2 separate regions of the Homo sapiens genome follow, and region 2 is linked to region 1. A link is an interaction called in ENCODE POLR2A ChIA-PET data of the cell type or tissue named here. Cell type or tissue: PC-9. All regions are shown on one strand. Links, peaks and the distances in the headings refer to the core of each region. The heading gives the core; the rest is flanking DNA. Region 1 has its middle 57 kb from the start of RBX1. Region 2 has its middle 8.4 kb from the start of MIR1281.

Evidence for each region. ChIA-PET counts read pairs that join two places held together with the same protein. Peaks named below come from ENCODE experiments on the same cell type or tissue, not always from the same donor. Only the 100,000 strongest peaks of a DNase experiment are listed, where the experiment ranks them.
Region 2: POLR2A ChIA-PET joins it to region 1 with 11 read pairs; 10 of 35 experiments call an interaction of 5 or more read pairs at or near these places.

Annotation. Positions count from the first base shown.
Region 1 is chr22:41,002,320-41,013,898 of GRCh38, reverse strand. No RefSeq gene overlaps it. Among named protein-coding and RNA genes, the nearest start is that of RBX1, 57 kb to the right of the region's middle. In PC-9, for the core only: no CTCF peak of the experiment used is centred there; DNase peaks (open chromatin) are centred at 4,238 and 4,528; H3K27ac peaks cover 1,277 bases.
Region 2 is chr22:41,077,955-41,090,291 of GRCh38, reverse strand. No RefSeq gene overlaps it. Among named protein-coding and RNA genes, the nearest start is that of MIR1281, 8.4 kb to the left of the region's middle. In PC-9, for the core only: no CTCF peak of the experiment used is centred there; no DNase peak of the experiment used is centred there.

The DNA of each region.
Region 1 (11,579 bases), core at 1,104-9,103:
TACCACAGGGATGCAATCAGGAAAATCCAAACTGGAGGATATGATAGAACAAATGATGTGTTTACATTGAAAATTGAAAGAGCTGGAAGGAGAAACTAGAGATAAGAGACCTAAATGACATATCAGCTGATTGCACAGTGCGGTCCTTATTTATTTATTTTAGAGACAGGGTCTCACTCTGTCTCCGAGACTGGAGTGTAGTGGTGCATGTGTCTCTTTCTCCTTAAACATTTCAGTGTGCAGTGTGTATCTCTAAAACTCAGGCCTAAAAAAAATACATAACTACAGTACCATTATAACAACTAAAAAGATATACAATAATTCTTTGATGTTAAATGGTCTAGTCAACATTCACATTTCCAATGACGTTAGTCTTGTAAATGACATTAGATATTTCTGTTTTACAGTGTTTTGTTTTGTTTTTTTTTTTTGAGATGGAGTTTTGCAATTCTTGCCCAGGCTGGAGTGCAATGGCTCGATCTTGGCTCATTGCAACCTCTGCCTCCAGGGTTCAAGCGATTCTTCTGCCTCAGCCTCCCAAATAGCTGGGGTTACAGGCATGCACCACCATGCCTGGCTAACTTTTGTATTTTTAGTAGAGACGAGGTTTCACCATGTTGGCCAGGCTGGTCTCGAATTCCTGACCTCAAGTGATCCGTCTGCCTCAGCCTCTCAAAGTGCTGGGATTACAGGTGTGAACCACTGCACCCGGCTATGTTTATTTGTTTGTTTGTTTGTTTTGACAGGGTCTTGCTCTGTTGCCCAGGCTGAAGTACAGTGGTATGATCATGGCTCCCTGCAGCCTCAACCTCCTGGGCTCAAACAATCTTCCTGCCTCAGCCTCCCGAGTAGCTGGGACTACAGGCATATGCCACCACGCCTGGTTGGTCCTTATTTTTATCTTGATTAAACCAAACAAAACAAAAACAGGCTGGGCGTGGTCACTCACACTTGTAATCCTAGCACTTTGGGAGGCTGAGATGAGAAGATTGCTTGAGCCCAGGAATTCAAGACCACCCTGGGCAACATGGCAAGACCCTGTCTCTACATTAGCCAGGCATGGTGGAACACACCTGTTAGTCTCAGCTACTCAGGTGGCTGGGGCAGAAGGATCACTTGAGCCCAGGAGTTGGAGGCTGCAGTGAGCCATGATCACACCACTGTACTTCAGCCTGGGCAACAGAGCAAGACTGTCAAAAAAAAAAAAACAAAACTAAAAAACCACTGCAAAACAGAAACATCTAATATCATTTACGAGACCATTGGAAATTTGAACGCTGACTAGACCATTTGATATCAAGGAATAATTGTATATCTTTTTAGTTGTTACAATGGTACTGTAGTTAGGTATGTTTTTTAGGCCTGAGTTTTAGAGATACACACTGCACACTGAAATGTTTACAGAAGAAAGGATATGAGGTGTGGGCTTTACTTCCATGTAATATTTCCAAAGGAAAGGGATGGAGTGTGGATGGCGCATGATCAGCCATGGGTTGATGGGTGTTGGGACTAGCTGCCAAGATTCATCATCTGATTCTATTTTTTGGTGCATGTTCAAATTTTACCTAATAAAAAGTCTTTTTTTTTTTTGAGATGGAGTCTTGCTGTGTCGCCCAGGCTGGAGTGCAGTGGCCCAATCTCGGTTCACTGCAAGCTCTGCCTCCCGGGTTCACGCCACTCTCCTGCCTCAGCCTCCCGAGTAGCTGGGACTACAGGCACCCACCACCATGCCCGGCTAATTTTTTGTATTTTTACTAGAGACGGGGTTTCACCATGTTAGCCAGGATGGTCTCGATCTCCTGACTTCGTGATCCGCCTGCCTCGGCCTCCCAAAGTGCTGGGATTACAGGCGTGAGCCACTGTGCCCGGCCTTAAAAAGTCTTTTAAAAACAACTGCAATCTACAAGTTACAGATAACAGTCATCAACATTTTGTAGTCTACCAGTGTCTGTCTTTTAAAAATATATGTGTATGTGCCTATGGTTTTTGTTTTTTTTTTTTTTGAGACAGAGCCTCATTCTGTTGCCCAGGCAGGCTGAAGTGCAGTGGCGCAATCCAGGCTTACCACAACCTCCACCTCCCAGGTTCAAGTGATTCTCCTGCCTCAGCCTCCTGAGTAGCTGGGACCACAGGTGCACCACCATGCCTGGCTAATTTTTGTATTTTTAGTAGAGATGGGGTTTCACTATGTTGGCCAGGCTGGTCTTGAACTCCTGACCTCATGATCCACCCATCTTGGCCTCCCAAAGTGCTGGGATTACAAGCGTGAGCCACCACACCCAGCCTGTATTTTTTTAAATTTAGATTAGATAACATATATCTTTTTAGTAACCCATTTCTATATTACCCTATCAATAAATATTCTACCCTGTCTCTATAAAAATTTTTAAAAAATTAGCCAGGCATGGTGGTGCCTGCCTGTAGTCTCAGCTACTCAGGAGGCCAAGGTGGGAGGATCGCTTTTGCCTGGAGGTTGAGGCTGCGGTCAGCATGGATTGTGCTACTGTACTCCAGACTGGGTGACAGAGCGAGACCTTGTCTCAAAAATAAATAAATATATATATATGTATATTCTACCTCTGGATAATTTTTTAAGGCCTTTTATGCCCCAGGTGCTACGAACATGGTGATAAGCCTGATATCTTGCCTCCAGACAGCCTGTGGTCTAAGGGAGTGAGCAAATCTCACCTCTTGTGACTCAGTTTGCTGCTCTCTATGATGGGTGTGCCCTTTCCTTCTTTTCTTTTTCTTGGGGTGAAGGGAGCGTGCCCTTTCTAAAACCTCCCAGCTGTACAGTTCCAATGACAGAAACTTCACTCTGCTGTCCACACCACTCTTCCAATGAGACCTAGCCTGGATTCTAGGCAGGGAATAACATCAGGGCTCAATCAGAGTAGCCTGTATGCCTCTGAAAGACAGTGTCCTGCAAAAGGTAGGCACTTGAATTGTCTAATGAGCTCCACTTCAGACCCCTGGGGCTTGACTGGATTGTCATTACGACGTTGTCATTCACTTCTTTCTCTGGACCCCTGCAGCCCCTCCTGGCCCAGAGCTGTACTGTGTTTAACCGTAGCCTCTCCAGCTTCTCCAGCTGACCCTGAGCTCCTCAGGACGCCAGCACCTGCCAGAGGGTCTGGCACACAATGAGTGTGAACTAAATGAATATATGGAAGGAAAGCAACCCAGGTGTGTGGCCAAGAGCGTGTGTTTAGTCAGACTCCAAACCCAATTACCAACTCCTTAGTGATTTTTTTTTTTTTTTTGAGACAGCATTTCACTCTCTTGCCCAGGTTGGAGTGCAGTGGCATAATCATGGCTCACTGCATCCTCAACCTCCCAGGCTCAAGCAATCCTCTTGCCTCAGCCTCCATAGTAGCTGGGACTACAGGTGGGCACCACCACGCTTGGCTGAGTTTTAAATTTTTTGTAGAGATGGGGTCTCTCTATATTACCCAGAATGGTCACAAATTCCTGGATTCAAGCCATCCTCACACCTTACCCTCCCAAAGTGCTGGGATTACAGGCATGAGCCACGACACCTGGTCTTCTTTAGTGAATTTATTTATTATTATTATTATTATTATTATATTTTGGAGACAGAATCTCCCTCTGTCGCCCAGACTGGAGTGCAGTGATGCAATCTCAGGTCACTGCAACCTCCGCCTCCCAGGTTCAAATGATTCTCTTGCCTCAGCCTCCCGAGTAGCTGAGATTATAGGCATGCACCACCATGCCCAGCGCGTTTTTGTATTTTTTGTAGGGACGGGGTTCCACCATGTTGACCAGGCTGGTCTCGAACTCCTGACCACAAGTGATCCACCTCCATTGGCTTCCCAAAGTGCTGGGATTACAGGCATGAGCCACTGCGCCTGGCCTCTTAATGAATTTTTAAGAAACGAAGCTCCATGGCCGTTGAAGATCAGTTGGCCTGTTAGTTTCCCCTTTTCCTTGGGAGGCACGGGAGGAAAGGGTTAAAGGAGGTGAACTGACAGCAGGGCAGTGAGGAGGAGGGACAGAGTTTGGGGTTGAGGGGTGGGGAGAAAAGGGAGCTGGAGGAGCAAGGGTGGGCCCCTTCCTACCCTACTGCTGGGCTCTGCTCAGCCCCAGGTCAGCCTCTGGGCTGGTGTCTTCACCATGTGGCAATGGTAATTGCTCCAGACCCAGCAGCTCCCCATTGCCCACACTTCCTCCTGTTCTTCCCGCCCCTCAGCCTTTGCGAGGTCAGCTTGGCCCTGAGCCTGTGCCCACACCCATGGCCTCCCTCTTTCAGGCCTGTTTACCTGGTGAGGTGCAGGATGCTGCAGGGTGTGCACCTGTCAGCCTCATTCAGCTGAGGAGCAGGCAGGGGTTAGAGCATGGGAAGCTGCTTTTTCTGCTGTAAATGAGGAACATTGGTTCATATGGACTCCAGGGATGAATTGCTGGGGAAAGGGAGCTCCCTTTGTTCAGTTTACAAAACCCCCCGTGGGAGCCAGATGTGATGGCTCATGCATGTAACCCTAGCACTTTGGGAGGCTGAGGTGGAAGATGGCTTGAGCCCAGGAGTGTGAGGTCAGCCTGAGCAACATAGGCAGGATTGCTTGAGCCTGGGGCATAGAGGCTCAAAAAAAAAAAAAAAAAAAAAACCAACAAAACAAAACTTTAGCCAGGCGTGGAGGTGCATGCCTATAGTCTCAGCTACTTGGGAGGCTGAGGCAAGAGAAACACTTGAGCCCAGGAGTTTGAGGCTGCAGTGAGCTGTGATGGTACCACTATACTCCAGCCTGGGTAACAGAGCAAGACCCTGTCTCTTAAAAAATAGAAAACAAAAATGAAGCCCACAGGGACACTTATTGCCCAGGCCGTGGGACCAGAGCTCCTCTGGGGCAAGGTCCGTGACCCATGGATGTATGGGTCCCCAGTGTGCAGGACAGGGCCTGGCATTTTGGGTGGCGGAGGGATGGAGGAGGCTTGGGAAATATTTACTAAATGAACAAGTGAATGAATGAGTGAGCCATGTTACATGCAGCTACAGTGAACACTGAGCGAAGTAGAAAAGACCAAGAGTTCCAAAGGCAACTAAAAACCTGGGCTCAAATCCTTCCCTGCTATGGAGCTAGCTCTGCTGATTTGGGCAAGTCGCTTAAAACACCATCTGCCTTAGGTTCCCTAACTGTAAAATGGAAGCAAAAAAATTCCACCTTGCTTATGAGGTTTACATGGAATGCTTGTAGAGCATGTGGGTAATGGGCTTAATAAATGGTCACCAGTATTTATTTTTTAATTAAAAAATATTTTGTGATACTTTATTTATGTATTTATTATTTATTTATTTTTTGAGACAGTGTCTCGCTCTGTCACCCAGGCTGGAATGCAGTGGCATGATGTTGGCTCACTGCAAGCTCCGCCTCAAGGGTTGACACCATTCTCCTGCCTCAGCCTCCCCAGCAGCTGGAACTATAGGCGCCCACCACCACACTCGGCTAATTTTTTTTTGTTTTTAGTAGAGATGGGTTTTCACCGTGATAGCCAGGATGGTCTCAATCTCCTGACCTCGTGATCTGCCTGCCTCGGCCTCCCAAAGTGCTGGGATTATAGGCATGAGCCACCACACCCGGCCAACATCATTGTTAGTAGTATTGTTTACTAATTCAACAAATATGTATCAAGTGCCTACTACATGCAGGGTCCTTTCTAGGCACTGGACAAAACATGCCAAGACCCTTCTGTCATGGGGTTTCTGTTCAGGCCAGGGAGAGGGACAATAAACACAAGGAAAGAGTAAATGAAGTATCATTGGAAGGTGAAAGATGTTATGGAAGAAGAAAATAGAGTGGGGGAGGGGATGCAGAGGAAGAAGGATGGATTGGGTTGTCATTTTAAATAGGGTGGCCCTATTAGAAGGCCGCATTAGAAAGTGACACTGGGGTCAGGCATGGTGGCTCATGCCTGCAGTCCCAGCACTTTGGGAGACCAAGGCGGGTGGATCACTTGAGGTCAGGAGTTCGAGACCAGCCTGGCTAACATGGTGAAACCCCATCACTACTAAAAATACAAAAATTAGCTGGGTGTGGTGGTGTGCACCTGTAGTCCCAGCTACTCAGGAGGCTGAGGCAAGAGAATCGCTTGAGTCCAGGAGGTTGCAATGAGTGGAAATTGCACCAAGCACTCCAGCCTGGTGACAGAATGAGACTCTATCTCAAAAAATTAATAATAGGCTGGGCACGGTGGCTCACATGGCATCCCAGCACTTTGGGAGGCAAAGGCAGGCAGATCACCTGAGATTGGGAGTTTGAGACCATTCTGACCAACAAGGAGAAACCCCGTCTCTACTAAAAATACAAAATTAGCCGAGTGTGGTGGCGCACACCTGTAATCCCAGCTACTCAGGAGGCTGAGGCAGGAGAATTGCTTGAACCCAGGAGGCGGAGGTTGTGGTGAGCCAAGATCATGCCACTGCACTCCAGCCTGGGTGACAAGAGCGAAACTCCATCTCAAAAATAAAAATAAAAATAAATAAAAAAATAAAAAGAAAGACTGGCAGGAAGGGAGACAGATGTGCCATATCTCAGGAAAGGGTATTTGCACAGAAGGAGCAGGCCAGTGTGAAATTCTTTAGGTGGGGTGGATGGAGTGGAGTGAGCTAGGGAAAGTGACAGGGATGAAGTCAGAGGTAAAGTGGCCATATCACGTAGGTCATCACCAGCCAAGTAAAGAGAAGCTACGGCAGGGCTTTGAGCATAGAAACAACACAATCTAACTTACATTTTGGGTTATTAGTCTTTTCTTCTTTTATTATTTTCAGAGACAGGGTATTGCTCTGTCACCCAGGCTGGGTTAGCCTTTAAAATGTAACTCAGGGGCTGGGCATGGTGGCTTATGCCTGTAATCCCAACACTTTGGGAGGCTGAGGTGGGAGGATTGCTTGAGGCCAGGAGTTCAAGACCAGCCTGGGCAACACAGCGAGACCCTCATCTCTACAAAAAATTTTTTGAAAATTAGCTGGGCATGGTAATGTGCACCTGTAGTCCCAGCTATTGGGGAATTTGAAGTGGGTGGATCACCTGAGTCCAGGAGTTTAATGCTGCAGTGAGCTATGATTGTGCCACTGTACTCTAGCCTGGGTGACAGAGTGAGACCCTGTGTCAAAAAAATAATAATAATAATAATTTTTTTTGAGATGGAATCTTGCTCTGTCACCCAGGCTGGAGTGCAGTGGTGCAATCTTGGTTCACTGAAACCTCTGCCTCCCAGGCCCAAGCAATTCTTGTGCCTCAGCCTCCCAAGTAGCTGGGATTACAGGAGCATGCCACCATGCCTGGTTAATTTTTTATATTTTTTGGAGAGAAGGGTTTCGCTATGTTGGCCAGGCTGGTCTTGAACTCCTGGCCTCAAGTGATCCACCTGCTTTGGCCACCCAAAGAGCTGGGATTACAGGCATGAGCCACCACTCCCAGCTTTAGATTATTAAAATAAAGGCTAACCCCAGCTGCCTGGATGAGCATAGACTGTAAAGAACAAGGGGAGAGAGGGGCAGAGAGAATTCAGTACTAGGTGCCAAGGGGGTAGCAGTGGTGGTGACAAATGGTTGGATTCTGGATACACACACACACACACACACACACACACACACACACACACACACACATATATATATATTTTTTTTTGAGACAAGGTCTCAGTCTGTAACCCAGGCTAGAGTGCAGTGGTGCAATCATAGCTCACTGCAGCCTGGAACTCCTGGGCTCAAGTAAGCCTCCTGCCTCCTAAGGTTCCTGCTCAAGCGAGGCTCCTGAGGCTCCTGCCTCAGCTTCCGGATTCTGGATATATATATATAGCTTTATTTCCTGAGGGGTTGGATGTGTAGTATGAGAGAGAGCCAAGGATGGCTGGAGGGTTTTGAGTCTGAAAAATGTAAGGAATGAGTTGCCACCAACTGAAACGGGCTAGGCTGGACATGAAAGAGGTTTGGGAGTGGGGTAATCAGGGGCTCAATTTTTTTCTGTTTTTGTTGTTGTTGTTGTTTGTTTTATTGAGACAGTCTCTCTCTGTCACTGCCCAGGCTGGAGTGCAGCGGTGTGATCTCGGCTCACTGTAATCTCTGCCTCCCAAATTCAAGTGATTCTCTTGCTTCAGCCTCCCGAGTATCTGGGATTACAGGTGTGTGCTACCAGGTCCAGCTAATTTTTTTATTTTTTGGTAGAGACGGGATTTCACTGTGTTGGCCAGGCTGGTCTTGAACTCCTGGCCTCAAGTGATCCATCTGTTTTTGCCTCCCAAAGTGCTGGGATTACAAGTGTGAGCCACTGTGCCTGGCCTGGAGCTCAATTTTGGATGTATTAAGATACAGATGCTGGCCAGGTGTGGTGGCTCACATCTGTAATCCCAGCACTCTGGGAGGCTGAGGTGGGTGGATCTTGAGGTTAGGAGTTTGAGACCAGCCTGGCCAAGATGGTGAAACCCCATCTCTACTAAAAATATAAACATTAGCCAGGCGTGGTTGTGGGCGCCTGTAATCCCAGCTACTTGGGAGGCTGAGGCAGGAGAATTGCTTAAACCCAGGAGGTGGAGGTTGCAGTGAGCCGAGATCGTGCCACTGCACTCTAGCCTGGGCAACAGAGCAAGACTCCATCTTAAAAAAAAAAAGAGATATAGATCCCAGTTAAACATGCACGTGAATATATCTAACGGGCAGTTGGATATTCAGGATCAGGCCGTGGAGTTGTTAGCACTGCTACGACTATTTTTTCTCCACTGTCATACTTGATCCTCACACCAGCCCAAGAGTAAGGCAGGGCAGGGATGATTCTCCCAGCTTGAGGGAATTAAAATTCTATGGAGAGTATATAACCAAAATAATTGAAAACAGGTATTCAAATACTTGTAGGCTGGGCATGGTGGCTCATGCCTGTAATCCTAGCACTTTGGGAGGCCGAGGCAGATGGATCACCTGAGGTCAGGAGTTGGAGACCAGCCTGGCCAACATGGTGAAATCCCCCTCTCTACTAAAAATGCAAAAAAATTAGCTGGGCATGGTGCCGGGCGCCTGTAATCCCAGCTACTCGGGAGGCGGAGGCAGGAAAATCGCTTGAACCCAGGAGGCGGAGGTTGTAGTGAGCCAAGATCGTGCCACTGCATTCCAGCCTGGTCGACAGAACGAGACTGTGTCTCAAAAAAACAAAAACAAAAACCAAAAAACCAAACAAATACTTGTACAGGAATGTTCATAGCAGCACTATTCGTGACAGCCAAAGGTGGAAACCACCCAAATGTCCATCACCTGGTGAAGGGCTATATAAAATGTGACGTGTACCCATGCAATGGACTATTATTCAGACATTAAGAGGAACGAAGGCCTGCTCCATAACAAATTGTTGATGCACCTCAAAAACATTATGCTGGCTAGGCACGGTGGTACATGCCTATAATCCCAGCACTCTGGGAGGCTGAGGCAGGAGGATTGCTTGAGCTCAGGTGTTTGAGACCAGCCTGGGAAACACGGTGAAAAAATACAAAAAAATACAAAGATTAGCCAGGGATGGTGGCACACACCTTTAGCCTCAGCTACTTGGGAGGCTGAGGTAGAAGGATCACTTGAGCCCGGGAGGTTGAGGCTACAGTGAGCTGAAATTGTGCCACTACACTCCAGCCTGGACAACAGAATGAGACCCTGTCTCACAAAAAACAAAATACCATTATGCTAAGTGAATGACGCATCACAAAAGGTCACATATTTTGTGATCCCATTCACATGAAGTGTCCAGAATAGGGAAATCCATAGAGACAGAAAGCAGATTTGTGGTTGCCTGGGGGTAGCGACGGGGGAATGAAGAGTGAGTGCTTAATGAGTATGGGGTATACTGTGAATATACTGATTCTGAACTGTACACTTTTATTTATTTATTTATTTATTTTAATAGTGATGGAGGGCGGGGCACAGTGGCTCACGCCTGTAATCCCAGCACTTTAGGAGGCCGGGGCGGGTGGATCACCTGAGGTCAGGAGTTTGAGACCAGCCTAGCCAACATGATGAAACCCTTACTTTACTAAAAATACAAAAATTAGCTGGGTGTTGTAGCGGGCTCCTGTAGTCCTATAGTCCTAGCTACTTGGGAGGCTGAGGTAGGAGAATCACTTGAACCTGGGAGGTGGAGGCTGCACTGAACTGAGATTGCGCCATTGCACTCCAGCCTGGGCAACAGAGCGAGACTCCATCTCAAAAAAAAAAAAAAAAAAAAAAAAAACAATAGTGATGGGGTCTCACCCCGAGCTCAAGCGATCCTCTCCACTCAGCCTCCCAAAGTGCTGGTATTACAGGTTTGAGCTACCATACCTGGCCACTGTACACTTAAAAATGATTAACTTTCTGTTATGTGAATTTCACCTCAATTATAAAAAGAAAGAAAGAAAAACAGAAAGCTCCATGGAGAACTTAACACCAGGTCCCTGGGACCCAGCACGATGTCGTGACTCCCACTGCCGTTCTCTACGAGGCCGTGGGTCTACGGACTGTGACCAGTTTTTTTTTTTTTGCTACAGGTTCTCCACCTGGTACAAGAAGAGTGGCCCAGAGAAAGGTCAGTTTAAGGCAACTGGATTTCCCAAGTCCCAAAGCAGGAAATCTGGTCTGACAAGCACGGGATTCTCGTCTGAAATTAGCCCAGCCCTGGAAAACCTGTGGCTGGGGGTTGCTGTCATCAGAAAGAACCTGTACTTCCGGGTTTGTTTTGGTTGGGAAGGAAGGAGCTGGAGCAGCCAACCTGGCTTCTCAGAGCTTCCATATTTAACCCATCAGGGCCCAAGGCTCCCAGGTGTAGAAGCGACTTTAGAGATACCTATGAGGAAACAGAAGCTCCAAGAAGGTAAAGACCTTCTCCCAGGCCACAGAGCCAGTAAATGGCTGAGCCAGGGTTAGGAGGAAGGAAACTAACATTTCTATAGCACGTGCCCTAAATCCAGAGCCTCACCCTGCAAAGGAGGTGTTAGTAACCCCATTCTGCTCATGAGATTCAGAGAAGCTTAGTGAGTGGCCGATATCACCAAGCTACTAAAAGGCAGAGATACTATTAAAATATAGGCCTACAGCTGGGCGTGGTGGCTCACACCTGTAATTCCAGCACTTTGGGAGGCTGAGGCGGGTGGATCACGAGGTCAGGCATTCGAGACCAGCCTGGCCAACATGGTGAAAATCTGTCACTACTAAATATACAAAAATCAGCCTGGCGTGGTGGCGTGTGCCTGTAATCCCAGCTACTCAGGAGGCTGAGGCAGGAGAATAGCTTGAACCCTGGGGGCGGAGGTTGCAGTGAGCCGAGATTGCGCCACTGCATTCTAGCCTGGGTGACAAAGCGAGACTCCATCTCAAAAAACAAACAAACAAAACAAAACAAAACCTGACTCTTCAACAATCTACAGTTCTTCCTGAGCCCTTATCTGCCATGCTCATCTATGTATCCCCAGTGCCTGATACTGAGGAGTGTTCAAAACTCATTTAATATCGGGAGATTTGCCGGATGCTGTGGCTCATGCCTGTGATCCCAGCACTTTGGGAGGCCGAGGCGGGTGGATCATGAGGTCAGGAGTTCAAGACCAGCCTGGCC
Region 2 (12,337 bases), core at 1-8,000, 77 kb before region 1:
TGCACTCCAGCCTGGGCGACAAGAGCAAAACTCTGTCCCAAAGAAAAAAAAATTTTTTTTCTTTTATTTCATATCTCATGCTCCGTAGCTGGTATTTGCAAATTGTTGGATTTTCTTTGTTTTTTTTTTTATATTGTTTCTGTTTGTTTTTTAAATTAATGTTGGGATGAATAAATAAGAACATAAGAGTGAAGATCCTAATGGAGCAATTGAAGTTGCTGACAGGGATGGAATCTGTCCTCTAATGATCAGGCCTAGATCACCCAAACTGCAGTAGAAAAGCAGGCAAATTGAACCGGGCGTGGTGGCTCACGCTTGTAATCCCAGCACTTTGGGAGGCCGAGGAGGGCGGATCAGGAGGTCAGGAGATTGAGACCATCCTGGCCAACACGGTGAAACCCCGTCTCTACTAAAAACACACACAAAAAAATTAGCTGGGCGTGGTGGCGGGCACCTGTAGTCCTAGCTACTCGGGAGGCTGAGGCAGGAGAATGGCGTGAACCTGGGAGGCAGAGCCTGCAGTGAGCAGAGATCGCCCACTGCACTCCAGCCTGTGCGACAGAGCGAGACTCTGTCTCAAAAAAAAAAAAAAAGGCCAGGTGCGGTGGCTCACGCCTGTAATCCCAGCACTTTGGGAGGCCAAGGCGGGCGGATCACGAGGTCAGGAGATCGAGACCATCCTGGTTAACACGGTGAAACCCCGTCTCTACTAAAAATACAAAAAATTAGCCGGGCACGGTGGCGGGCACCTGTAGTCCCAGCTACTCGGGAGGCTGAGGCAGGAGAATGGCGTGAACCCGGGAGGTGGAGCTTGCAGTGAGCCGAGATCGCGCCACTGCACTCTGGCCTGGGCGAAAGAGCGAGACTCCGTCTCAAAAAAAAAAAAAAAGCAGGCAAATTGAAAAGGACAGAACTTCTTTATCTTAAAGTTGTTACAGGATGAATTCAATGTGTAGGAGTGAGATCAAGATTGGCCTTCAGGGATAATTTTGTTATTTTTAATAGTTTATACCCATATTCAGACTAAGGAGTACAAAGGAAAGAATGTTGGTCGGGCACAGTGTCTCATGCCTGTAATCCCAACGTTTCAGGAGACGAGGGTGGGAGGATCGCTTGAGCCCAGCAAACATAAAGAGACCCCCCTATTCCCCATCTCTACAAAAGTTAAAAAAAAAAAATTACTTAGGCGCGGTGGTGTACACAGCACCTGTAGTCCAGCTACTCCAGATACTGAAATGGGAGAATCACTTCAGCCTGGGAAGTCGAGGCTGCAGTGAGGTGTAATCATGCCACTGCACTACAGCCTGGGCAATAGAGTGAGAGATCCTGTCTCTTAAAATAAATAAATAAATATTTTAAAAAACAAAGCAAAGAAATGAGAAATGTGGAGGACACCTGGAAACTTGCTCTGTCATTTCCTGGTGGGAGATTGCTTGCCCAGTTTTTTTTTTTTGTTTTTTTTTTTGAGACGGAGTCTGGCTCTGTTGCCAGGTTGGAGTGCAATGGCGCCATCTCAGCTCACTGCAACCTCTGCCTCCTGGGTTCAAGTGATTCTCCTGCCTCAGCCTCCCGAGTAGCTGGGACTACAGGTGTGCGCCACCACATCCAGCTAATTTTTGTATTTTTAGTAGAGATGGGGTTTCACCATTTTGGTCAGGATGGTTTAGATCTGTTGACCTCGTGATCTGCCCGCCTTGGCCTCCCAAAGTGCTGGGATGACAGGCGTGAGCCACTGCACCCGGCCTGTTTTTGTTTGTTTGTTTTCTTGTTTTTTTGAGACAGAGCCTTGCTCTGTCACCCAAGCTGTAGTGCAGTGGCATGATCTCCGCTCACTGCAACCTCTGCCTCCCAGGTTTAAGTGATTCTTCCGCCTCAGCCTCCCTGGTAGCTGGGATTACAGGCATGCACCACCACGGACCCAGCTAATTTTGTGTATTTTTAGTAGAGACGGGGTTTCACCATGCCAGGCTGGTCTCAAACTCCTCACCTCAGTTGATCCACACACCTTGGCCTCCCAAAGTGCTGTTACAGGAATGAGCCACTGTACCTGGCCCCAGCTGGTTTTTTTTTTTTTAAGAGTTTCTTTTTTTTCTTATGAGACAGAGTCTCACTCTGTTGCCCAGGCTGGAGTGCAGTGGCATGATCTTGGCTCACTGCAGCCTCTGCTTCCCAGGTTCAAGCAATTCTCCTGACTCAGCCTCCCTAGTATCCCTAGTAGCAGGGATTACAGACATGAGCCACCGAGCCTGGCCTCTTTTTCTTTTCTTTTCTTTTCTTTTCTTTTTTTTTTTGAGACAGAGTCTCGCCCTGTCACCCAGGCTGGAGTGCAGTGGTGCGATCTCGGGTCACTGCAACCTCCGCCTACCAGGTTTAAGCAATTCTGCTGTCTCAGCCTCCCGAATAGCTTGGATTACAGGCTTGCGCCACCACGCTGGCTAATTTTTTGTATCTTTAGTAGAGATGGGGTTTCACCATGTTGACTGGGCTGGTCTCGAACTCCTGACCTCGTGATCCGCCTGCCTTGGACTCTCAAAGTGCTGGGATTATAGGCGTGAGCCACCGCACCCAGCTTTTTTTTTTTTCTTTTTAAAGAGTTTCTGTAAACTTTAGGAAAAAGATTTGCTTAGTTTTACACAGGATCCAGCTTGAATCAAAGCAGCATTCAAACATACCTTGCCCACCTGGCCAAAAATACTGTAGGACTAGATATAAGAAGTGGATTGAAGGAGATCTGAGGAACATCCCATGAGAAAATTCAACCAAAAGAAATCAGAGGCCATGGCCCCCGGCTCTGCTGTACATGCAGAACTCTGATGCTTGGGGCATCTTCTTGAGATGTGCTCCTCTGGCCTTTCCCCAGGACCCTGAACCTGAAATTGGCCATGTTGGAAGTGGCTGATGGCAAGAAAATATGGATCACACAAAGACAATCAAGGTGACTCTTAAGATGGCTTCAGAACAGCAGAATTGAAGCTGGGTATGGTGGCTCACGCATGTAATGCCAGCATTTTGGAAGCTGAGGCGGGCAGATCACTAGAGGTCAGGAGTTTGAGACCAGCCTGGCCCACATAGCAAAACTCCGTCTCTACTAAAAATACAAAAAAGTTAGCTGGACATGGTGGCACACACCTGTAATCCCAGCTACTCCGGAGGCCAAGGTACAAGAATTGCTTGAACCCAGGAGGTGGAGGTTGTAGTGAGCTGAGAGATCATACCACTGCACTCCAACCTGGGCGACAGAGTAAGACCCTGTTTCAAAAAAAAGAAAAGAAAAATAGATCACGCCTGTAATCCCAGCACTGTGGGAAGCCAAGGCAGGTGGATCACCTGAGGTCAGGAGTTCAAGACAAGCCTGGCCAAGATGGTGAAACCCTGTCTCTATTAAAAATACAAAAATTAGGCCCGGAGCGGTGGCTCACACCTGTAATCCCAGCACTTTGGGAGGCCGCGGTGGGCGGATCACGAGGTCAGGAGATCGAGACCATCCTGGCTAACACGGTGAAACCCCGTCCCTGATAAAAACACAAAAAAATTAGCCGGGCCTGGTGGCAGGCGCCTGTAGTCCCAGCTACTCTGGAGGCTGAGGCAGGAGAATGGCGTGAACCCGGGAGGCGGAGCTTGCAGTGAGCTGAGACGGCGCCACTGCACTCCAGCCTGGGCCACAGAGCAAGACTCCGTCTCAAAAAATAAAAATACAAAAATTAGCCGGGTGTGGTGGTGGGCGCCTGTAATCCTAGGTACTCGGGAGGGAGGCTGAGGCAGAGAATTGCTTGAACCCAGGAGGTGGAGGTTGCAGTGAGCCACAATTGTGCCACTGCACTCCAGCGTAGGCAACACAGTGAGACTCTGTCTCAAAAAAAAAAAAAAGAAAAATAGAAAAAGAAAAATATTTTAATAGCCAATATTGGCAAGGAAGTGGAGAATTTGGGCTTTCATACACTGTTAGTGGAAATAGAGCGTGGTACAAACTTTTAGGTTCATACTGAATGTTTATAGCCTTTGAAAATCCCAGAATCTAGGACACATTCTACAAGTGTACAAAGATGTGAGAATGTTCCCTGCAGCAGTGTAATAGTCCCTCCTCTTCACCTTCCCCAACAAAGGGAAACAAACTAACAGCCTGTATGTAGGCGAATGGTTAAAAAACAAACAAACAATGGATATGATTCTCCTTATATGAGGTGTCTACAGTAGCCAAATTCATAGAGACAGAAAGTAGAACAGTGGTTGCCAGGGGCTGGGGACAGAAGGGAATGGGAAGATCTATTTAATAAGTACAAAGTTTCCCTTTGAGCAGATGAGAAAGTTTTGCAGATGCATGCTGGTGTTGGCTGTACAACAGTTTCGTGTACTTAATGCCACTGAACTGTGCACTAAAAAATGGTTAAGAGGAAGCAGGTATGGTGGCTCATGCCTGTAATCCCAACACTTTAGGAGGCCAATGCTGGAGGATCCCTTGAGTCTAGGAGTTCGAGACCAGCCTGAGCAACGGGGTGAGACGCCCCCCACCCTGTCTCTACAAACATTTAAAAAAAAAAGTTAGTCAGGCATGATGGTGTACACCTGTGGTCCCAGCTACTCAGGAGGCTGAGATGAGAGGATCACCTGAGCCTGGGAGGTCAAGGCTGCAGTGAGCCGTGATCATGCCTCCACTATATTCCAGCCTGGGTGACAGAGAGAGGCTCTGTCTCAAAAAAAAAAAAAAAAAAAAAACGAAAAAAAGGTTAAGACCATAAATTTTATATATGTGTATTTCATGAGAACTTACTAAAGTTTTTTTAAATGGTAAAAATGATAAATTTTATGTTCTTTCTTTCTCTCTATACATGTTATGTATATATATATAAAACATATATATAAAATATATAAAAATCCCAAAGGGCTGGGATTACAGGGATTATATATATATATATATATATATATATATATATATATATATATTACTAAAAATACAAAAAAGTTAGCTGGCCATGGTGGCACATGCCTGTAATCCCAGCTACTCTGGAGGCCAAGGTACAAGAATTGCTTGAACCCAGGAGGTGGAGGTTGCAATGAGCTGAGAGATCATACCACTGCACTCCAGCCTGGGCGACAGAGTGAGACCCTGTTTCAAAAAAAAAGAAAAGAAAAATAGATCACTCCTGTAATCCCAGCACTGTGGGAATAATATATGTATATATTCTTTTTGACACAGAGTCTCACTCTGTTGCCCAGCTGGAGTGCAGTGGTGCAGTCTCCGCTCACTGCAACATCCACCTCCTGGGTTCAAGTGATTCTTGTGCCTCAGCCTCCCAAGTACCTGGCACTGCAAGTGTGCACCACCATGCCCAGCTAATTTTTGTATTTTTTATAGAGATGGGATTTCACCATGTTTGCCAGGCTGGTCTTGAACTCCTGACCTCAGGTGATCCACCCGCCTCAGCCTGCCAAAGTGCGGGGATTACAGGCGTGAGCCACCGCGCATGGCCTACGTACCATAGATTTTATCACAGCTAGACAACAACAACAAAAACTATGGAACAGTCTTACAATGATGGGATATTATGCAGTCAATTGAAAATGAGTAGGCAGATATATACTACCATAGAAAGATGTCTATGTATTACTAAGGACAAAAAGCATATTGGTAAATAGTAGGTATAGAATGTCTCTATTTTTACAAATATAATTATTAATAATAATGGGTTAGACCGGGCATGGTGGCTAATGCCTGTAATCCCAGCACTTTGGGAGGCTGAGGCCGGAGGATCATGAGGTCAGGAGTTTGAGACCAGCCTGGCCAACATAGTGAAACCCCGTCTCCACTAAAATACAAAAATTAGCCCTGCATGGTGGTGCGTGCCTGTAGTCCCAGCTACTCGGGAGGCTGATGAAGGAGAATCACTTGGACCCGAGAGGCAGAGGTTGTGGTGACCTGAGATTGTGCCACTGCACTCCAACCTGGGCAACACGGCGAGACTCTGTCTCAAAAAATAATAATAAAAATCAAAAAAAAATTAAATAAATAAATAAATAAATAAATAAATAAATAAATAAAGGGTTAGGGCCAGGCACGGTGGCTCACATCTGTAATCCCAGCACTTTGGGAGGCTGAGGCAGGAGGATCACGAGGTCAGGAGATCGAGACCATCCTGGCTAACACAGGTGAAACCCCATCTCTACTAAAAATACAAAAAATTATCTGGGCATGGTGGCATGTGCCTATAGTACCAGCTACTTGGGAGGCTGAGGCAGGAGAATGGCGTGAACCCGGGAGGCGGAGCGTGCAGTGAGCCGAGATCGCGCCACTGCACTCCAGCCTGGGCAACAAAGCAAGACTCTGTCTCAAAAAAATAAAATAAAATAAAAATAAATAAATAAATAAATAAAGGGTTAGAAGCTGATGGAATATGCACCAAACTGTTAGCAGTACTGGGGTGAGAGAAGTGTTATGGGGAGTGTTCATTGTACGTTACAAATTTTTATGATGTTTGAAGTCAAAACTAGAAAGTATTTTTTCTAAAATAACATTCAGGCCGGGTGCAGTGGATCATGCCTGTAATCCTAGCACTTTGGGAGGCCGAGGTGGGTGGATTGCTTGAGCTCAGGAGTTCGAGACCAGCCTGGGCAACACAGTGAAACCCCGTCTCTACTACAATACAAAAAAAAAAAAAAAGTTAGTCAGCATGGTGCCGTGCACCTGTAGTCCTAGCTACTCAGGAGGCTGAGACAGGAGAATTGCTTGAACCTGGGAGACAGAGGTTGCAGTGAGCTGAGATCATACCACTGAACTCCAGCCTGGGTAACAGAGCGATACTCCGTCTCAAAAAACAAAAACAAAAACACCTTCAATGGTTCCTCTTTGCTGTTAGGATAAAGTTTCAATTGCAGGGAATGGTACATGCTTACCTACCTTATTTCTCTGAACTTCCCTCCCGGCAGCCAAGTGGAATTATTTCTATTCTTCTGGTGCCATGCTCTCTCTGTTGTTGGGACATTCACACACATATACTCCTGTCTGAAACACCACTGCAATCCTTTCTTTACCCACAAATTCCTGATCACCCTGCAGGTCTCGACTAACATATTCCTTTTTCTATAAAGCACCCCCCCACCCCGATCCCTCTGAGCCCTAGTTACACACTCCTCTTGTGCCCTCTCTGGCAAATACCCTGTACTTATTTTATTATTTATTTATTTTTAATTATTTAATTATTTTTTAATTTTTTAAATTAATTAATTTCTTTATTTTTTGAGACGGAGTCTCACTCTGTTGCCCAGGCTGGAGTACAGTGGCGCAATCTCAGCTCACTACAACCTCTGACTCCCTGGTTCAAGTGATTCTCCTGCCTCAGCCTCCCAAGTAGCTGGGACTACAGGTGCATGCCACCATGCCCAGCTAATTTTTTTGTATTTTCAGTAGAGATGGGGTTTCACCATATTAGCCATGATGCTCTTGATCTCCTGACCTCATGATCCATCCCCCTCGGCCTCCCAAAGTGCTGGGATTACAGGCTAGAGCCACCGTGCCCAGCCTTTTTTATTTTTATTTTTTGAGACAGAGTCTCACTCTGTCACCCAGGCTGGAGTGCAGTGGCACGATCTCAGCTCACTACAACCTCTGCTTACCGGGTTCAAGCAATTCTCCTGCCTCAGCCTCCCGAGTAGCTGGGATTACAGGGGCCCACCACCATGCCCAGCTAATTTTTGTATTTTTAGTAGAGATGGGGTTTCACCATGTTGGCCAGTCTGGTCTCCAACTCCTGACCTCAGGAGATCCTCCTGCCTCAGCCTCCCAGAGTGCTTGGATTACAGGCATGACCACTGTGCCTGGCCTTCTTTTGTTATTATTATTTTTTATTTGTTCATTTATTTATTTATTTATTTATTGAGATGGAGTCTCCCTCTGTCGCCCAGGCTGGAATGCAGTGGCACGATCTTGGCTCACTGCAAGCTCCGCCTCCCGGGTTCACACCATTCTCCTGCCTCAGCCTCCCCAGTAGCTGAGACAACAGGCGCCTGCCACCATGCCTGGCTATTTTTTTTGTATTTTTATTAGAGACAGGGTTTCACCATGTTAGCCAGGATGGTCTAGATCTCCTGACCTCATGATCCACCTGCCTCAGCCTCCCAAAGTGCTGGGATTACAGGCATGAGCCACCGTGCCTGGCTATTATTATTATTTTAATAGAGACAGCTCTCAGTATGTTGTCCAGGCTGGTCTCGAACTCCTGGCCTCAAGCGATCCTCCTGCCTCAGCCTCCCAAAGTGCTGGGATTATAGGTGTGAGCCACCATTCCCAGCCTATCCTGTACTTTTGAATCACCTACATTACACACCATATTATAGTTGCCTGGGTCCTTGTCAGCCTTTCCTGCACAGCAGGGAAGGCGACCATGTCGTCCATCTCTCTTTCCCAGCTCCTAATTTAAGACCTGATGAAGAGGGACTCAACCCAAACTTATCGTTCAGATGAATACATACCATCGATTTGTGAATCTGGTCAGGGTTAGTGGATCCCCACCTGCCCCAACCTCATCTATGCTACTACAGCCACAAGGGCTTTCTGGCCCTGAAAAGGACTTGATCTAGCTTACTTGTCCATCAGGGTGCCAGTCAACCTCTCTGTCTTCTGGAATCTCAGATAGCTTGACTGGATTCTTTATAATTACACCAGAAATAGAGTAAGTGTTTACTCTGGGAAACGAGCTCTAAAGGAAATGAAATGTCCTTCATGAGGCCCCAAACTGAAGCAAAAGGAAGGTTGGAATGGAGGTCTTCCAGCATGATATCCAGGACTCTTTCTACAGAACCCTTACTACTTTCTTTGGGCAGGAGGCAGGTCTTATGCTTCCTCAAGACCTTAGCACCTAGGACAGGAACTGGGTTAGAATACATAGCCAATGAGTGTTTATTGAATGAATAAAGAAAGAGGGAAGTTCTATACATAAACATGCTCACAAACACACACTCACATGCACACAATATCTTTTCCATAGAATTTAAAAACAGAGTGGCAAACCCACAAAAACAGCCACAGAACTTGTGACTTTCCATATCATTAGGCATGATTGTGCCACCATCAGGAATGAAATGCACCAGCGGAACCAGAGGTAACCAAGGATCTTGCACTCTTTAAAAAAAGAAATTGTTTTTATAGAGACAGGATCTCACTCTGTTGCCCAGACTAGAGTGCAGTGGTGCGATCCTGCCTCACTGCAGCCTCCAATTCCTGGGCTCAAGTGATCCTTCCCACTCAGCCTCACTGCAGATGTGCAGTGCCATACCCAGCTAATTTTTTTTTTTTTGAGACAGTGTTTCATTCTGTGGCTCAGGCTGGAGTGCAGTGGCACGATGCTGGTTCATTGCAACCTCCAAGTCCCCGGCTCAGCTGATCTTCCCACCTCAGCCTCCCGAGTAGCTAGGATTACAGGTCTGCACCACCATGCCCAGCTTATTTTTCTGTTTTTAGCAGAGACTTTAAACCAGAGGGAGAGTAAGTCTTTGTACTCATTAATGAAGGACATTTCACTTGCTTTAGACCTCCATGTTGCCCAGGCTGGTCTTGAGCTCCTGGGTTCAAGCGATCTGCCCACCTCAGCCTCCCAAAGTGCTGGGATTACAGGCGTGAGCCACTGCACCCAGCAAAATTTTTGTATTTTTTGTAGTGACGGGGTCTCGCTGTGTTACCCAGGCTGGTCTCGAACTTCTGGCCTCAAGCCATCCTTCTGCCTCAGCCTCCCAAAGTGCTGGAATTACAGGCATGGGCCCCTATGCCTGGCCAGAACTTGCACTCTTTATACCCCAACCCAACCCTTATGAAGCCTCTTCTCTGCGCCCAGCACTGTGCTGGGTACTAGGAATTCAAAGATGGAGTACACACTGTTCCTGTCCTGGTGACACACCATCTACTTGGAGAGAAGCTTGTAGAAATAAATAGTTACTGGCCAGAGTGGTGGGGCTCCCTCAAGGCAAACATAGATGGATAATGCATGAGCATAAGCACCTGTCACATTGGTGCCTGAATGCTGCTCACCATGGGTAAAGCATCATGTGCCCAGGCAGGAGAGGACACTGAAAAGGTGGGCCCAGCCAGACAACAGAGGGCCATGGGTATGATGCTGGGAAGTTTGGGCTGACACCTGGGTCCTGCCTTTTGGAATATAGGACACCTGGGTCCTATTTTGGAATATGTGGTCATTTTTTTTTTTTTGAGACAGAGTCTCACTCTGTCACCCAGGCTGGAGTGCAGTGGTGCGATCTCAGTTCACTGCTACCTCTGCCTCCCGGGTTTAAGCGATTCTTCTGCCTCAGCCTCCTGAGCAGCTAGGACTACAGGCATGCACCACCATGCCCAGCTAATTTTTGTATTTTTAGTAGAGACAGGGTTTCACCACGTTGGCCAGGCTGATCTTGAGCTCCTGACCTCAGGTTATCCACCCGCCTTGGGCTCCCAAAGTGCTGGGATTACAGGTGTGAGCCACCACGCCCGGCCCTAGAATATGTGGTCATCTTATCTATCAATTAGCACATCTGTACAGTAATTCAGTGGAATATTAAAATGTTAACAGTATTATAAACAAAAGCCCAATTGACTTCATAATTAGAAAATTATAAAAAAATACCTAAAATTTGGTCCTTTATATTCTTTTTTTTTTCCTTTTTTTTTTTTTTTTTTTTTTGAGACATGGTTTCACTCTTGTTGCCCAGTCTGGAGTGCAATGGCATGATCTCGGCTCACCGCAACCTCCGCCTCCCAGGCTCAAGCAATTTTCCTGCCTCAGCCTCCCAAGTAGCTGGGATTACAGGCATGTGCCACGATACCTAGCTAATTTTTTTGTATTTTTAGTAGAGACAGGGTTTCTCCATGTTGGTCAGGCTGGTCTCAAACTCCCGACCTCAGTTGATCTGCCTGCCTCTGCCTCCCAAAGTGCGCGGATTACAGGCATGAGCCACCGTACCCGGCCTAGTCCTTTATATTCTAAAAGGATTCTCCAAAGGATGGCAAAAGAAACTGATATGCAAATAAGATTTTTTTGATGCCTTGTACCCCCTAAGCTGATGCCATGTGTGGTAACTGTAGCCACAATGGGTGGACCTATCAGACTGTGACTCTACCTAAAGGATCTCAAAATAGCTCTGCTCTGCTCTCTGGAGCAGGCAAGCATCTGCTCTATTCGGCAGTAGCTCATTCTTTACTATTGTTGCTATGTGACAAACTATTGGCTCTCAGTGTTAATCCAAGCCTGCCAGAGAAGGAGGGTGGGCAGAAGGCTTTGGGAGAAGCATCTTTTCTAGAATGTAATGTAACAAACAGGTCTTGAGCATTTCTTAGGTAACTGGCCCTGAAGATACAAATATCTGGTTCAGTTCAATGAACATGAATTAACCTCTATGTGGCAGGCACTGTGTTGGGCAGCAGGGATAGAAGAACAAATGAAACTCACCTGGTTTCTGTCTTCAGTTGTTCACTACCTAGTAGGAGAGTCAGACTCATAAATAGGAAACAGCAAGCTCATGTGGGAGACGCAATGATAGAGGCTTGGGTGATGTATGGACATTCAGAGAGTGCTTCAGATGAGTTCAGCAGTGGGCATGGTGATGTGCCTGTGGGATGCCCATATGGAGATCATGCATGGACAGCTGGACAAACAAGACCACAGGAAAATCAGACTCAGTCCATGTCCTTGAGGGTCTTACTATCTAGTGAAACAGAAATGTAAACACAATAAAACAATAGATCAATGACAGTATTTTTTTTTTCAGACAGAGTATTCCTCTGTCACCAGGCTGGAGTGCAGTGGCATGATCTCGGCTCCCTGCAACCACTGCCTCCTGGGTTCAAACGATTCTCCTGCCTCAGCCTCCCGAGTAGCTGGGATTACAGGCATGCGCCACCACACCCAGATAATTTTTGTGTTTTTAGTAGAGACGGGGTTTCACCATGTTGGCCAGGCTGGTCTCGATCTCCTAACCTCGTGATCCGCCCGCCTCAGCCTCCCAAAGTGCTGGGATTACAGGCGTGAGCCACCGCACCTGGCCCAATGACAGAATTTTGTAGTGGAAGTTAACACAGAGGTTCACACAAAGGTGATGGTGTAACTACCATGCCCTGGAAATGTTGATGTTCCTCTAGGAGACAGCCTAGGAGCTGAATTATTTTATTTATTTATTTATTTATTTATTTTTGAGACAGAGTCTTGCTTTGTTGCCCAGGCTGGAGTGCAGTGGCTTGATCTCGGCTCACTGCAACCTCCGCCTCCCAGGTTCAAGCGATTCTCCTGCCTCACCCTCCTGAGTAGCTGGGATTATAGGTGCCTGCCACCATGCCTGGCTAATTTTTTGTATTTTTAGTAGA